2 separate regions of the Mus musculus genome follow, and region 2 is linked to region 1. Evidence: chromatin loops called from intact Hi-C (ENCODE). Cell type or tissue: left cerebral cortex. All regions are shown on one strand. Links, peaks and the distances in the headings refer to the core of each region. The heading gives the core; the rest is flanking DNA. Region 1 overlaps Akap7 (A kinase (PRKA) anchor protein 7). Region 2 holds the start of Gm36313 (a long non-coding RNA gene).

Evidence for each region. Peaks named below come from ENCODE experiments on the same cell type or tissue, not always from the same donor. Only the 100,000 strongest peaks of a DNase experiment are listed, where the experiment ranks them.
Region 2: a loop joins it to region 1, with 2.7 times the contacts of the local background. A loop is called at or near these places in 2 of 42 quality-filtered maps.

Annotation. Positions count from the first base shown.
Region 1 is chr10:25,194,979-25,203,316 of GRCm38, reverse strand. All of the region lies in intron 7 of Akap7 (A kinase (PRKA) anchor protein 7), which reads left to right. Among named protein-coding and RNA genes, the nearest start is that of Gm36313, 45 kb to the right of the region's middle. In left cerebral cortex, for the core only: CTCF peaks have their summits at 3,160 and 3,666; DNase peaks (open chromatin) are centred at 3,962, 4,223, 4,535, 5,031 and 2 more places; H3K4me3 peaks cover 3,109 bases; H3K27ac peaks cover 2,680 bases.
Region 2 is chr10:25,145,872-25,154,209 of GRCm38, reverse strand. Gm36313 (a long non-coding RNA gene) reads left to right here and starts at 70. Exons shown (of 4, transcript XR_380207.3): 1 at 70-3,616; 2 at 6,373-6,487; 3 at 8,112-8,338. In left cerebral cortex, for the core only: no CTCF peak of the experiment used is centred there; DNase peaks (open chromatin) are centred at 2,582 and 3,251; H3K4me3 peaks cover 306 bases; H3K27ac peaks cover 1,282 bases.

The sequences.
Region 1 (8,338 bases), core at 142-8,141:
AGCATGTGTCCTTCTTACCGGTTGGGACATCTTCTGGATATATGCCCAGGAGAGGTATTACGGGATCCTCCGGTAGTACTATGTCCAATTTTCTGAGGAACAACCAGACTGATTTCCAGAGTGGTTGTACAAGCTTGCAATCCCACCAACATCTGCTGTCACCTGAATTTTTGATCTTAGCCATTCTGACTGGTGTGAGGTGGAATCTCAGGGTTGTTTTGATTTGCATTTCCCTGATGATTAAGGATGCTGAACATTTTTTTCAGGTGCTTCTCAGCCATTTGGTATTCCTAGGGTGAGAATTCTTTGTTTAGCTCTGAGCCCCATTTTTAATGGGGTTATTTGATTTTCTGGAGTCAAGCACCTACCTTAAGTTACTCCGTGGGGTTTTATCTTTTTTTTTTTTTTATTTTGTGGTTTATTCACCATTTCTTTTATCACTTTAGCTTTTTGTTTGTTGTGATGGTGTCTACCTATGTTGCCCAGGCTTCTCTAAATTCAAGATCCTCTTGCCTCAGCTTTTGAAGCACTCAGATCCTAGACCTGTGCCACCATATTCAGCCAGCTTAGCTCACTCTGGGTGTCTGTGGAGATGCCTGTAAGGTCATATAACCCTTTGTAGAACATTCTTACAGATACTAGTCCTTAGCCATAGACACATTTTCAGTGCTGTACTCATAATTAGAAACTCACAGGGTTTTGGAAGCAGTGGGGGTATTTAATAAAGTCGAGCTGGTGACATTCACCATAAAGCTGTCCCCCTCTGGATAGTGATTTTTGAGTTAAGGGGCCTTGTATTTGGAGATAGGGCTCAACCTGAGAAAACTGTCAGAGGGGCAGGCAGGATTGCTAGCTGATCCTACAAACTCTGAGGTACATATAGACAGTCATTCTGTTCTCTTCTTCCTTACTCCCCTGCACTTTCTACTTTGCAATGATATTTTTAGAACTTGAAAATAAATTTATCAGTGAAGCTACTCAGATTCTGACAGGTTAATCTTTCATGGTTGTAAACACCCAACAGATCTTGCATTCAAACTTACAGCTTTATGATTCTAAAGGTCATGTCGGGTCTGGGGGGTGACTCAGTTGTTAAAGTGCAGTGTGTTGTGCAGTGTGAGGCTCAGATTCTTAGAACTCAGCACGGTCTGCTTACTAGTCATCTGAGGTCCAGGGGCTGAAGAGATAACTGAGTGGTTATCTGCTCTTCCAGAGGTCCTGAGTTCAAGTCCCAGCAACCACATGGTGGCTCACAACCATCTGTAATGGGATCGGATGGCCTCTTCTGGCATGTAGGTACACATGCAATTAAAATAAAAAGAGTTTTCTATATAGTACTACTTTAAAGAGTATTTTACAATTACACACAACAATCTTATTTCTTAGTTTAAAGTTTTGCCTCATGCATTGAAGAACCTGAAAGAAAACAGTGGAATAGTTTAAATAAGCCAGTAAGCTGTGAACTGACAGACTGGTTCTGACAATGAAATATGACTTAAAGAATAGCACTGTTTAATATAATATAATATAATATAATATAATATAATATAATTAATATAACATGTAACCAACAGAGTGCTCCCTTAAAATACAGGCAAACTAAGCATTATATTTTTACTATAAAATACTCCAAAAAAGGGAAATCCACTTAAGGATATGTAATGTTTCAAATATTAGTTTTAATTATGTAGAGAGACCTAGGAATTTCACTTAGTAAATGTATGCTTTTATTGCATAGACCTTTGCAGTATTTCTAATCTTGCAAATTGAAATACTTGAAGTGTATATTATGTACCCTGTGAGCCATAGAAATAGCTTATATCACTTGATATGCTCTAAAAGTTCTCAAGATGTGTATAAAACTTAAGAGCATCAAAATTCTGGCCTAGTATAGTGGGTCACATTTCCAGTCCCGGCTACTAGAGTGGCTGAAGCAGAAGGACCACTGGTTTAACTCACCTGGGCTGCAGAGTTCAGGATCTACCTGTCTAATAGAGACACTCTGTTTCTCCCTTCAAAGGAGAGGGGCGGGGCAGAGAAGCAGGGCTTGCATAGCATCCCTCAAGCCAGTCACCAGCGTTGTTAACTTCTGTATGAAAAGGCTATTGAAAGTATATTCTACTGCAGGCCAGCTTTTTGTTTTTAGCACAACACCTAGAATCTGTAAGATGGATGAATTTCTTATCCTGCACGGTACACTCTCCTGGTCTGTGTGCTATGTTCAAATCCACTGGGAAATTTCCATCTTGTTTCCCTCTCACTGCAGTGACTGACTGATTGATTGAGGTGTGGGGCTCACTAGGTCATATGGGAGAGAAGGAAGAAGCTGAAGCAGGCTTTCTTTCGTATAGTGTCAACCGTAGATGGCCACACCCCGAATCAGACCACAGCTTTTAAACAACTCCAGGAAGCCCATTATGTTCTCGTGAATCTCAGATGATATCATGAGTCTTGAAATGAGTAGTTTTGCTGCCCTTGAATTTGGCAGTCACCTTGTGGCTTCTGTCAGAATGATCCCCTTACCTCTGATCTAGCGCTCTGCGTTGTGTCTAGAGCCGTGGTTATTTTCTATGCCACTAAGATGTTGGATGCTACAATTTCAAATGTCATCATGTTGACTAATGATTTAATAAGAGAACGAGGGAGTATTAAAAAAAGATCCGGAACTTATGGACAATATGTGTAAAGTGCAGGTAACAGTTGATTCCAGCCTCCCCCACCCATTTCTATTGTTTTACAGTTTGTTGGGTATTTAATGGCACTTGAGACAAGTAGAATTTATTGAAAGAAGTGGAATTTATAGCGTTCTGCTGTGCCGTGTTCTCTGTATACAAGGCGACAAACAAAAGTATGTTGGGCAGCTCTTCCTGTTTAAATAGCAGAGAGAAACGATGGCTTTAAAAAAAAAAAATCCTGGTTTGAATTTCCATGTAATTCCGTGTAATTGCTGCATTGGTCTGTGTGGGTGAAGACTCGGTTTTCTCCTTTACCTTCTTAAAGACACATGTTGACACGTGGTCCTCATCTCAGGGCGGTCAGGGCTCGGGTGCTGGGAGAATTGGGCGAGCATATGGCCACTTCCCTCGCCAGTGCGTCCCGGAGCAGTCGCTGGAACTGGAGGGCCAGGAGGAGGAGCCTTTTCTGAGGCTGTAAGCTCCCTTCTCTTTCTCTCGGCGGTGCTGCGCTGAGCTCCCGGCTGCAGGCGGCGGCCAGGCAGACCTTGGTGTAGCCGCAGCCTCCCGGTGGGGTGCCCGCCAGGAACACCGGGACCATGGGCCAGCTTTGCTGCTTCCCTTTCGCCAGAGACGAGGGCAAAATCTGTAAGTAAGGCGCGGAAACCATGGTGTGCCTCTACTGTGGAGGTTGCCTTAGGGTTAGCTTTGGGCTTTCCCCTTGGGAATCAGAAGGAAGAAACAGAGCTGTGATTCTCAACTGTGCATCTAATGCAGGTGTGAAAGTCGGTGATAGGTTGACACCAGAAACTCGTTTCTGATTGTCCTCTGCTGATAATCTATGGCACTATCTATCTAGCTCAGAGTTTAGTTTTGAGTTTCTTTAAATAATTGCATTCGGTTCATCCGTTGTACAAGCCAGAGCCCCTTCCTCGGAGCTGAAACTGGCAAGCTTTGGGAGCAACACCCAGTCATTGCATGCAGGGGTGCTGTTGGTTCCGAAATGAGGCTGACTAGATGTTTGCAGATACTTTCACGTGTCCTGTGGCCTCCGCTTTGTTCTTGCAGGAGGGTTCAGGTATATCCATAAAGCCACACCAAACGAGTGGTGCTTCTTTGCCTCTCAGCAAAAGCTGGGTGAAAAACACTCCAAATATTGTGTATTATTTTTGAGCAAATATTGGGCAGATTCTGCACCTGTTTCTGGACCATAAAGAGTTCGAGTGGGGGTGTGTGCATCTAAAGACTGCCCTCGGGAGCTTGCATGCATTGACTTAACGTTGTAGCTCCTGTGTAGGCTGCTGTCTTCAGAATTAGTGTGAACGAGCTGTCTTAGTTAGGCTCCTTACTCTGAAACAGGGAATTTTTTTTTTTGCTTCCCTTCAGATGAAATCTTTCCAGTCATACCTCTGAATTTGCAGTCATATATCTGTCATACCAGGGTGTGATTCTCACTTAAGTGGGTTCACAGAATTTCCTATCTAGCTCAGATACTCCAAGAGCCCCATCTGGGTTTTGTTTCCTGATGTTCCCCAGGAACTGAGCAGAGCAGATATAAGAAGTCAGCGGTTATTCTATGCCCGTTACTCCCCTGGGAGTCCAGTCAGTGTTCCTAAGAAATCTTCAGGTAGGGCTTTGGAATAAACATCGACAGACTTTGGAACATTGAGCTCATAACAAGAGTCAATAGATGTCTGTAGATCTTCCTTATGAAAGTGACACTGTGCATCATGACAGACCTGCTCTTACAACCGGAGACACACCGCCCACTTTCTAAGATCAAGCATAATCGTTCACCGGGCAGCGGGGTGCTTCCTGGATGTGTCGGAATGACTTATCTGTAGTTCTGGAGATCTGGGCGCATGGCTTCACTTTCTGGAGGGCACCCCTATCTGAAAAGCCTTGGTGTAGACAGATGCGAGGACAGGACTTCCGGCCTTAGCCCTGCCTCTGCCCCTGTTTCTCTGTGTGGGTTTTCCTTGCCTGGGTTTGCTTTTGCCCTTGACTGTGAACTGCCTTCCTGGCTCTGCAGAAGTCGAGTTCCCGGGTAGTGAGTGCAGCGAGGTGCTTGGGTTCTGTCTTTGTCGTCTGGGACTGCTGCAGAGGGAACTCTTGCATTTCTAGACACAGTGCTTCTAATTTTGGTTTATGGGGAGTTCTCTGTAATGCTCTTTGGGTTCTCTCTTTCTGAAAATTGAACTTTCCCAAAGGTAAAGGAGAATGGCATGGTGTGTCTGAAGGAATCACCCAATCCAGGAATACAGCGCCCATGCATTCACACCCTGCTCCCTCTCCACACGAACTCCAGCCGGCCCCTGGCTTACACATTCCTTCCACGCCATTCTTTCTCCTACCTCTGGTTTTGTTATGACTTCATCCCCGCCCCCATTTACGTACCCCATGCACACATACATTCCTGTCGAAGTCCAAGCTGCTGATAGTGCTTGCCTAATAAAACTTATCCAGTTAGGGGTGGGTGTCAAAAAGGGGGCGGAGATTTCATTACCTGGTATGTCTCAAGAAGAGCATAAGTCAGCACTGACCGGACATATCCAGTCTTTAAGTTGCATTGGGAATGTGTTTTTAAAAGCCACAAAAGACATGTGAGAGGTACAGAATCATTTTGCTCCAGTCATTGGATTATACAGTAACACCCAACGATGCAGATGTGGTTTCTTGTAGGGTTCCCAGATACTTAGTAGCCTTGTTAGCCTGCTTCAAGTCTCCTGCTCTTTGTATATCTGCCAGGGGCAGAGCACAAGAGTGCTCATGTCCATGACCCAGCCTCCTAATTCTGTCACAAAGGGTCATGGCTCTCCTCTGCTCTTCCAGAGGGTGGCTCAAATCAGAGAGAATCCAGTGGGATGTTAGTGAATAGTTATATTTGTGGGTATCATTCTCAAAACACAGGTGAGTTGGAAAATCCATCTTCTGCAGACCTACAGAGACTCAGCCAGGATAGATCCAGCGGGCCAAGGGGTAAGAGTCAAGTGGGACCTCCGCTCCTGCTGGTTTATCCTGCTTTGGCCCTTTGGTGGTGGTGGTGGTGGGTGGCAGGGACTCTGATTTAATTGATTCATTAGTGCTACCATGTTAATCTGTTAATAGCAAACAGAACAATTCTCTTATCAACCAATTCTAAAGGGCCCAAGTTCATGCTGAAAATGAACTTTGCATACCTGGAAGGTAGTGGAGCTCACTGTGGCTTGGGCATCAGTTAACAAATGGAAGCAGCAAAACTGTTTTTACTTGAATCCCAGTGCTTGAACACCCCCTCCCCCAAGTTTGATATTTTTAAATTTTGGACTAAAGTAAGTAGAATACTGAGAATTAGTTGATGATCTGTAGAAAATGAGATTTTTATATCCTGTGTAGAATATTCCTGACACTAAGGTTATAGCAGATGTCCTAGCGATACCAAGTGCTGTAGCTGTTCATCAATATAGCTCTTTCTGAATCCTTTCTAGACCTTTTCCCCTTTGGATTTCCTGGTTTTTAGTACTCTGGAAGGAATGTCCATGAATAAAAGCATCAAGGCAAAAGGTGCACTGAGCAACATTTAATACGTTACTAAGAGAGCCTCAGTGGAGATCTGGGAGGTAGACACTTCTATAACTAATCCCTCAGCATTCCTGTTGTTGTTTTCCCAGCAAACACTTTCTTGTTCTGAAGCACTCTGTGTAAAAAGGACAGGTGAGTGGTCACAGAAGGTATGAGCTGCCTCCTGAGGCAGGTCCCCTTTCACCGCAAGTGTGCATGCATAGGATGGCAGCCTTGTTAGGGACGTTACAGGGGCACTGGGCATCAAAGCCATGTGTTGACAGTTCAGCTATTAGCATTCTATGATGCTGCTCGTCAGTTCTCTACACATGCGGGCTTCGTGGTTGTATTTCGTGTGTGTGCTCTGTCTCTTCACATGGCTGTCCAGTACCTAAAGTTAAGAACATGTTGTGTATCCCTGTAATTGCAGCAGGCCCTGCACATGGTGTCCCCTGACTGTAGACATGTTGTGAGTTCTTGTCAGTGAAGAGGAGGCTACTGATTTCCTGTTAGGCTATGCACATGGCAGCATTTGCTATGACTAAGGTTAAGAACTACTGTGGATAGGGGTGTGGCTTAATGTTTAAGAGCACATGCTGTTCTTTGTTTTTATTGAAAATAGATCTTTTTTCATACCCTATGTTTCCCCTCCCCCAGCTCCTTTCGCTTCCTCTTCACTTTCCCTCCCATCTGGATCCATACCCTTCCTGTCTCTCATTCAAAAACAAACCGCATCTAAGGAATAATAACAAAATAAAACAAAACAAAAACAAACATCTTGGAATAGGACAAAGCAAACAGAAGAAAAGGCATAAGGAACACAGACAGATGCACAGACACACTCATTCACACACACACACACACACATAGCAGTCCTATAAAAGGACAAAAATGGGAGCCATATTTATACAAGAGGACCAGTAAGGCTAAGGGGAATGCCCAGATACAAACAAACAAATGGGAGCCTTCTGGAGGCAAGGGGCTGCAGATGCCATGGAGTTCATTTTGTGACGGCCATCTACCTCTGTGTCTGGGACCTACCCTTAAGTGTGATTTGTTTTCCCAGTGAGAGTCTCTTGGAGAAAACTAATTTTTAACTTGTAAGTGGTTATCGGTTGGAGATAGCTTTCGGGGGCAGTATGAGAGCATGTGTCCGTGTCTCCTCTCAGCTTAGAAGTGCTGCAGTCTCTGTGAGATCATGTATAGGTACATACTGTTCTTACTGAAGACCCCAGTTTGGTTCCCTGTCTCAACACTGGGTAGCTTCTAACTGCCTGTAACTTTAGTTCCTGGAAATTCTAATAACTCTAGCCTCTGAAGGCACTGAACTCATGTGTACATACCCAGCCGTCTTACATACAGGTAAAAATAAATCTATACATAACAACAATAAAGACCAATACCCTTAAACTCCGAATACACACAAATAATAAAATAATATTTCTTTAACCAACCAACCAACCAACCAACCAACCAATCAAAAACTCCTATGGGGCTGGAGAGATGGCATAGCAACTAAAAGCACTTGCTTTTTTAGAGGATCAGAGTTTAAATCCTAGGTCCTAAGCTTCAGTGACTCCAGTGCCCTCTTATGGCCTTTATGGGCACAAACACATGTGGCATTCATGCACACAGACACAAAAATATAAAAATCTTTCTAAAAAGCATTATGATTTCCCCCCATTTGCCTCTTAGTGCCAAAAGGCTAGGGGCTACAAGAATCAATCGAAGATTGCTTTTAAAAATCTTTCTTCCAAGCTGGGCATGGTGGCATACACCTTTAATCCTAGCATTTTGGAGGCAGAGACAGGCTAATCTCTGAGTTCAAGGCCAGCCTGGTCTACAGAGTGAGTTCCAGGACAGCCAGGGCTACACAGAGAAATCCTGACTTGAAAAACAAAATCAAACAAATGCAAACAAACACAATTTCTCTTCCTTCTCTGCTGCCTTCTCTTTCCCATCCCTACCTCCACTTTGGTTTAACTTTTTGGATGCCTGCCATCTGCCAGGTACTGTGCCAGGGTTATGTTCAAAGTGTTCATGAAGATCAATTATTAAATATATGCTCCTAGCTGCCCTGTTTCTGAGGGAAAGTTATTGACAGCCAGAGAAGTGGGGACTATCTC
Region 2 (8,338 bases), core at 91-8,090, 49 kb after region 1:
CTCACGTGGAACCACCTTGGCCTGGTCTGCTGTTTGGTTTACCCGCTCAATATATATATATATGTATGTATATATATATATATAGCTAGATATTAATTAATTCATAAAAAATTGCAAACGGCAAAAGAAAGGAAAAAAAGAAAGAAAGAAAGAAAGAAAGAAAGGAAGGAAGGAAGGAAGGAAGAAAGAAAGAAAGAAAGAAAGAAAGAAAGAAAGAAAGAAAGAAAGAAGCTAAAGAGAGCAGTGGTGGTGTGGGTGGGGATAGTAATGCTAGTCCACCTCAGATACTTTGACAACATGACTTCATTGATATATACTAATGCGACAGACTCAGGGGCTCTAGTTAGCCTGCACATGTCAAACATGGCTCTGGCTGGCCTTGCCCTTCTCTCCTATTCCCTCTGCCTTGCTAAAAACTCTTAGATTACATTCCTTGAGCTGATTACCAAGGTCTATCCCCTTGTTTGGCCACTGTCTTAGTCAGGGTTTCTATTCCTGCACAAACATCATGACCAAGAAGCAAGTTGGGGAGGAAAGGGTTTATTCAGCTTACACTTCCATACTGCTGTTCATCACCAAGGAAGTCAGGACTGGAACTCAAGCAGGTCAGGAAGCAGGAGCTGATGCAGAGGCCATGGAGGGATGTTCTTTACTGGCTTGCTTCACCTGGCTTGCTCAGCCTGCTGTCTTATAGAACCAAGACTACCAGCCCAGAGATGGTCCCACCCACAAGGGGCCTTTCCTCCTTGATCACTAATTGAGAAAATGCCTTAGAGCTGGATCTCATGAAGGCATTTCCTCAACTGAAGCTCCTTTCTCTGTGATAACTCCAGCTGTGTCAAGTTGACACAAAACTAGCCAGTACAGCCACTTCCTCTTTTCAAGGTTCAACTATCAAAGTGTGCCAATACTTGAGTTTGGCAATTAAAAGCCCCCCCTTTGACTCCTCTAATTAACATGACCAATTAAAATTAAACACCTGATCCTAACGTGGAGTTTCTGCTTTTACCTTTATAAATTGTCTGCCACCTCTCTCTCTGGAGGCTGTCCTTTGCCCCCTTTCCCTTCTCTTCCTATTTCCCCTCATTCTGTCTCCTGTTTTTGTATCTTATTTCTGGCCCTTTGTCCTTCTGGAACAAATAAATCTCCTTGTGCTGAGAACTTGACCTTGGGATATCTTGCAGTTTCCTGCACAAAGCACCTCTCAAAACCACGGAAGTAATGAAATAATGATGCTTCTTTTAACTCCTCCCCTCTCCTGTATTCTCCCTCCTCCTCCTCTGTCAGGTTGAGAATTGAACTCCCTGCATGCTGAGAAACCATTCCTTTTGAAGAGGAAAAAAGTGAAGGGGGGAAAAAGAGGAGAATATATATATGGTAAGTTTTACCTTTTGGTAAAAGAAAACAAAAATGTCTGACTTTTTATTATCCTTTCAGTTATAAATTTAAAAACAGTGGCCCCCAAACATGGAGAAAAGAAGCCGAAGGAAGCCAGGGAGATGGAAACATTGAAAGGTCAAGGCAAGGGCAGATTACTTCCGTTTGAGCTCTAGGTTTTATGTATGTGGTATTGAAAGCTTACCTGACCTGGAAGCACATGATCTGAGCTCTATTTCTTAGATATGAGGCATTGGAGAGCCTAGCAGACCCAGAAGTAACACCACTGTACTGATGCCAGAAATAAGGCTGCACTAACATGCTAATGATGCTGACATGACGGTGCCAACAGTAGTACTAATGGAGACTGGATGTGGGATGCTCCACATCAGCTTATGAAACTTGAGTTCTTTCACTTGTTCTAACACATAAAAGGAATACTTATGATTTTATTTTATTTTATTTTTTTAAGAAAATAAGCCTAAAGGAATAAGTCAGAAAAGCCCAGAATGTCAAAAGGCACCACCAAAATGTTACCTTTTCCCTACAGGTGACAAAAGCAATGTGTATTCTTCTTGTGGATTGCCCTGGTGCTGTTTGCATTTTGAGGCTAATTCCACTTCCCTAAGAGGGGCTTCCTGGCACTAAGGAGTGAACCCTGTACTCAGGTGACTTCATGTGAACCTTCTGCCCATTTTAACTTGTAAAAAATAAAGGCTAGAGCCAGTGATTGGGCAGTGGAAGAGAGGGTGGAGCTGAAAAGTTTGAGGGAGAAGGAGGAAGAAGAGAGGAAGGAGAGCGAAGAAGGAAGAAGGGGTTGAAGGAAACTGGAGCAGAAGCATGTGACATGGCTCCCTTCGAAGTGCCCAAGGGATTACTCCTACCTCCCATTTAACCAATACATTCTCTTTGCTGCTGAGTTCTGCTTTTTCATATACTGAACACCAGTTTTTAGGAAAGGGAGTAGTGGTGTGCTTTGGAATGTCTATCGAGGTAAGCATTTTGGACAGATGGATCAATAGTTGCAGAGTAAATAAAGAGCAATCTCTATTTCCAGCTCTGTCTTACTCTTACACACACACACACATACACACACACACACACACACACACACACACACACACACACACGCCCACACGCACACGCCCACACGCACATGTACGTCCTAGTGTAGGGGATGGCTGCTTGCAATTTTAGATGAGATAGCTAGGGAGCAATTTGCAAATTGGTCTACTGTTGGTGATTTTCACTGGTGTGCTTCCATGAAGCAGCAGATGTGTTGTGGGATGAGGAAGATGGGCCACTCAGCCCAGATAATAGCTGTGTGAAAACCTGCTTGCTTTATTCAAAGGACTAATATCAGACTATTTGAGTGGATCAAGTTTGCCAGTGGGCTCAATTCTGTGCTTCCTGCTGTTTTCTTTAAAGTATACCAGAATTACAAATGGTTTTGCTTTCAGTTTTAATTTTCTGTTCCATTTCCTTTGAGGTCGACCAGTTCTCTCTTTGTGATTTAAAGCTGCATGTCTGGAAGTATGAAAAACTCATAGTCCAGAAGAGCTGTGGAATGACTGACTGGTCGGAGCATGGAATTCTGCACATCACCACTGCTGTGCTGCAGTGGTGCAAAACCCTTTCCTGTTTGGCCTTTTCAGCTAACACGGTACCAATTCTGAAGAACTAGTCTGAGCCTCAGTGGGCAAATAAATTTAACTCTACTCTGAGTAACCCCCTTTTGAAGCAGATAATGTTAGAATGAAAGATATATTTTGAATGGCATAGATTTGACAGCCACTATAGCAATAGGAGGTAACTGTTCTCCATGCTCTTATGACACATTGAATATATTCTCCTAATGCTAGTACCGCTCCTGTTTTTTTTTTCTGGAGTGTCTTAGCGGCCTCTGTCCACAAAAAGCTCAGCAGATGTGTGAATAAATATGCATGAATTGCAGTTTTCTCATGTTTATGGTACCAAAAATCAAATGCACATAGCTTTTTGAACAAAGGTTTGGGACTATAGTCTGCTGTAAAAATAAGGTAGACATTTGTCAGCTTATATCTCCTAAATACACAAGGTCAGGATTCGGCTTATTCTCATCTCCACCCTCACCCCACCTCCCACCCCCCTTCTTTTTTCTCTGCTAGAGAACTTCATAACCATCTACTTCTGAGGGCCTGTGACTACCATGAGTCTGCCCTTCTCCTCTGGAAATGCTAGAGTGAGCTCCATGACAAAGGTAGAAAAACATGCAATCTACAAAATATAATGCTTTCCCTTTGGGTTGTGTTGCATTTCTGTGGTTGTTTGTCACATAAGCGGGTCATGTTGGTCCCACCTCAGCAACAAGCACACATTATCATCTGTATGTCCAAACACACTGCATGTGGACTCAATGTCGCTTTTCTAGCCACTGGGGTTTGGTGATGTCAGCCTGTACTCTCCACTGTTTGGGCAACTGAGGAAGGGCAACATGTTTAAGTTCTTCCTAAGTGACAGAGTGAGTTCAAGCCTGGCCCAGGCAGCTATTGTCTAAGCTTGGTTTTTTGTTTTTGTTTTTTTGCTGATGAGAAATCGGATGTTGTTATTCTGCAGGGTTTGCTCTTGCAGGCAAGTTGATATGTTCTTAGATGTTAATACTGCCTGTTTGCTTTGCACGTCTGACATTTTTGACTATAGTATGGTATGGATAGAATGATTTGTTTCTGCTCATGTTGACTGTGGTTATAAAAGACTCTCGTGTCTAGATGCCTTTTTCATTCTGTGCATTTGGGGACTTGTCTGCTATCTTCCCAATGAATAAATTCTGTTTCTTTTAGTGTTTTAAAACCTCAGTTAAATTGTTGAATTTGTCTTTCATGTTGGTAACCTTTTTATCCATGTGGTTGATTTTCTCATTGACTTTGTTGACTCTTTCTGGGCTATAGCAGGCTTTCCTCTCCATGTCTTCCATTAATTTCCTCTGATTGTTTATGTTCTCTGAGGATGGAGATAATTTTTACCAGCAAATTGAAGTCTTCATCCTGTATGTTATCATTTCATTATCTTCAGTTTGAATTGAAGAATTATGATCCCATGGTGGAATAATGCTGCCTTTCCAGGTGTCTTGGGTTTCTATGCTGAAATGTTTACATCTCATTGGGTATTTATCTGATTTTATTTGAGGATCTTAACTATCAACCTACTCTTGGGAGTTCAGTCTTCAGTGCCACCCAGAGAGGGAACAACAAATTGCTGCAACAGCAATAGCGTCCAATGTTGCAAGGCATAGAAATCCACTTAAAACTGATAAATACCCATAAATTTTCACTAACGATAATAAACCTAAGGTAGAAAAACTACTATAAAATGTGATATTATTAAGGGCAAGTGTGGAGAGAGTCAATGAATGAAATAAAGGAAGGAGGCAGAGAAGGAGAAGTCATGGGGAAAAAGCTAAATAAATGAAAGGAAAATGAGACAAGTGAAGAAGATGCTGTCTGCTCAGCATTAGATGGTGAGATGGAGCCTGTGCAATGGCAAAACCATAAACCAAAAGGAATGTTGAGAAAAAGGCAGTCCAAGTGGATTTTGTTCACAGATGATGTGATTGTATAGATGGAAGTTCCTATAGACTTCTTATAGCTTACAGGATCAGTGAGAACTTAGCAAGGTCATAGGACAAAAGGTCAGGGTATAAAATGAATTGTCTCTTTAGTGTTTTATCAATGAGAATTGGATCAAAATATTAAAAACTGTTTGAAATAGCATCCCCAAACATGGACAATTTAGAAAATATATCACATATACTTGAGTTGCAGGGTGAACATTATAAAGCATTACTGAAAGACATGAAAGAAGTCCTAACCAAATTGAGAGCAAAATCAAGTTTATGAGATAGAAGGGTCAATGTTTTGTAGATATCAGTTTTCCCCAAATTGACCTATGGGTTCAGTGCATCCTTGTAGGCAGTTTGCTTTCTCTTTAGGCAGGAGATAACTGCCCTAGAGATGCCCAGCCTTCCATCCTATGAGCTTAAGTTACATGCACAACATGGCATTTTCACTTATTCTCTCTCATTCAATTTGGTATTTGGAAGCATTTTTATCTAGTTGGAATATTGTCATTGATACAAAAGGTGATGATCTTTTAAAATCAAATATTGTAAGATTTTTCTGGCTTCAGTAGAAACCATTGAAGACCCCCCAAAAGATGAGTGACCTGGTAGCAAGTGTCCATGTGAGCTGTTTCAGGTCATTTGGAGCTATGATCAAACTTACATTTATTCTTCCTTTTTATAAAATGTATCCAAAAAAAGGTGGATCATGGTCACACCTGTGGTAACCCAGTGCTTCAGTTACAGCTCTTAGCAAGGGAGTTTATAATATTGGTTTTGTTCTCTGGGCTCTCACTTTCCAGATGGTTGCCCATGGCCCAGAGGAATCCCTGGGACACCTATTAGAAGTACAGAACCCAAACTTTATTTACCTCATCTGTATTTTAGGAAGATTCATGCAGGATTCTTACAGGTTTTTAAATTTTGGTTTTTCATATAATGTCCCCTGCTAGTCTGGCCTGGCAGACCCTGTTCTAGGAAGGAAATATTAGAAACAATGACAATGTCATGTGCTCACCTGGATGGCTTTCTTCTGGATCAGCACACATCAAATTATAAATAATTTTGACTCTACTTTCCCTTGACAAGATTGAGAAACAAAAAGATTATTCTTACTGAACATATTCTAGAAGTTTTAGAAGCTTTGCATTTTGGAGATAATATCAAATGCCAAACACAAGCTTACACACTTAAATATAAATTATATATGCCTTGAGGAAGGCAGCACATAAAATTGAGAAATAGAGAAGGCAAGTAATCTGAAGATATGCCTTTTGATTTAGTTAGGACCATTTAAGACTTTTCTCAAACTAGATTCGCTTATCCCCCTTTCCCTTATTCATGCCTTTGTTTCTTTATCCCTTTATTAAATGCCTACCATGTATACGATGCTATTTCAGATATGACCTTGGAAGTGGAGATGGACATGGTCTTAGCTTTTGGGAAGGTTTACAGTCTAGAAGGATGGGCCTCAAAGCATGATGAACTATGATAGAGCCATGTCAGGCCCCAGAGGTAAGAAACTTTACCTTGTTAAGACCATGTTCATCAGGGGCTCAACTGAGCAAATAAGTCTTGGATTAAACATGGAAAGATGCATTGTGAAGGAGATGACAATTAAAAAAAAAACTCATGCGTTGATAACGTCCATTTATACAAAATAATGTGTGAGTGTGTGAGTATCCATGATGAGCTTTACAGACATAGAAAGAGTCATGAAAGAACAGCCACCAGAATGTTCGTGGTGCTACCTCAGGGTGGCTGAGATGCCAAACATGGGGGATGAGTAGGTCTTTAAGGAAAACATGTGCACTACAAGAGACAAATCTAAGAATCTCTCTCCATTCCTTAATGAATAATATATACCTTTGTAAATAAACCATTTTGAGAGTGTGACTTATTTCCTGATTCTCATGTCAACCTTCTAAGTTTGGAAATATATATACACACACATACATGTATATATGCATATTCAGTTACAGCTCTTAGCAAGGGAGTTTATAATATTCCCAAACATATATATATTCCCAAACACACACACATATATGTGTGTGTATATATATATCTATATGCGTGCGCACACACACACACACACACATATATATATATATATATATATATACACAAACAAACATACATACATGTATATGTGTATGTATATGTGTATCTGCTTTGGGAGATACCCTGTTTAACAATACCCTGTGGCAAATCAGCATATGGTATAAAATAATGTCTCTTTTTTTCCTGTTAGAATTTACCATACAGTGCAGCACCCAGCAAAGCACGGTGGTTTATCATTATCCATGTTTTACAGTTGTAAGTCAGGATGTGAGGTTAAGTGACTGGCATAAAGATACAGAGTAAGTTTGCAGAGACCTGGAGACTCAATATTCGTTCCCTCAAGTTCCATTCCACCTGAGCTGATTTATTACCGTTAGGTCACGTCACCAACATCGCCCAGTTCCCAGGCACAGGATGGGGATTTGTCCAGGAGTAGTCGATTCAGTAGATCATTTCCCTTCACTTTTTTTTTAATATTTAATTTTAATTTATTTTATGTTCATTGGTGTGAGGGTGACAGATCCTCTGCAACTGAATTTACAGACAGGTGTGAGCTGCCATGTGGGTGCTGGGAATCGAATCCTGGTCTCCTGGAAGAGTAGTCAGTGCTCTTAACCACCGGGCTACCTCTCCCGCCTCATCCCCTTCATTCATTTCTTCTCTGTGAATGTCACCATTTCCTGCAGACCTTTGGAATATGAACTGAGTTTTATTCTTCAGTCTCTAAATTGCCTTTCCCTTTCTCATTGGTTTCATAAGCTTGGTGAAGACTAGGAAAGTTTTACAGCACCATATCCTCCGTAGTGCCATGCACCTTATCCTGCAAATACGGACAGCCGCACAAGAGGCGGCTGAGTGAGCAAATGGGTGGAAGAATGAATGAGTGGATGAGAAATGCGGCGTTACGTTTAACAGCATTTGGACAGACAATAATGAAAGCAGAAAATCAGAATTAAAGCCACAGATCTGAGACAGAACTCTGCTGCTTAGCTTAAAAGCAAGATCTTGAGATACAGATTTCCAGCAAACAGTACTGCAGAGCCCAATTTAGACCTCTTGTCTGGGTTTCTCTTTATAGATGGCACCTGGCAGACTCCACATTCGGAACTCCCATTTCTGCACCGAAGCAAAGCAGCCGGGGGAACAGACAGTGACTGCGAATGTGAGATCAGTATTGCGATCAGGCCCCAGCGCTCCGCTTCACCTCGCAGTCAGTCGATCTGGTCATGTTGGAACCAGCCCTTTGTGGGCAGCTGCTTTCCAGCTTCAGTTCGGCAAACCAGTGTTTATTAAAGCGGCTGCCAC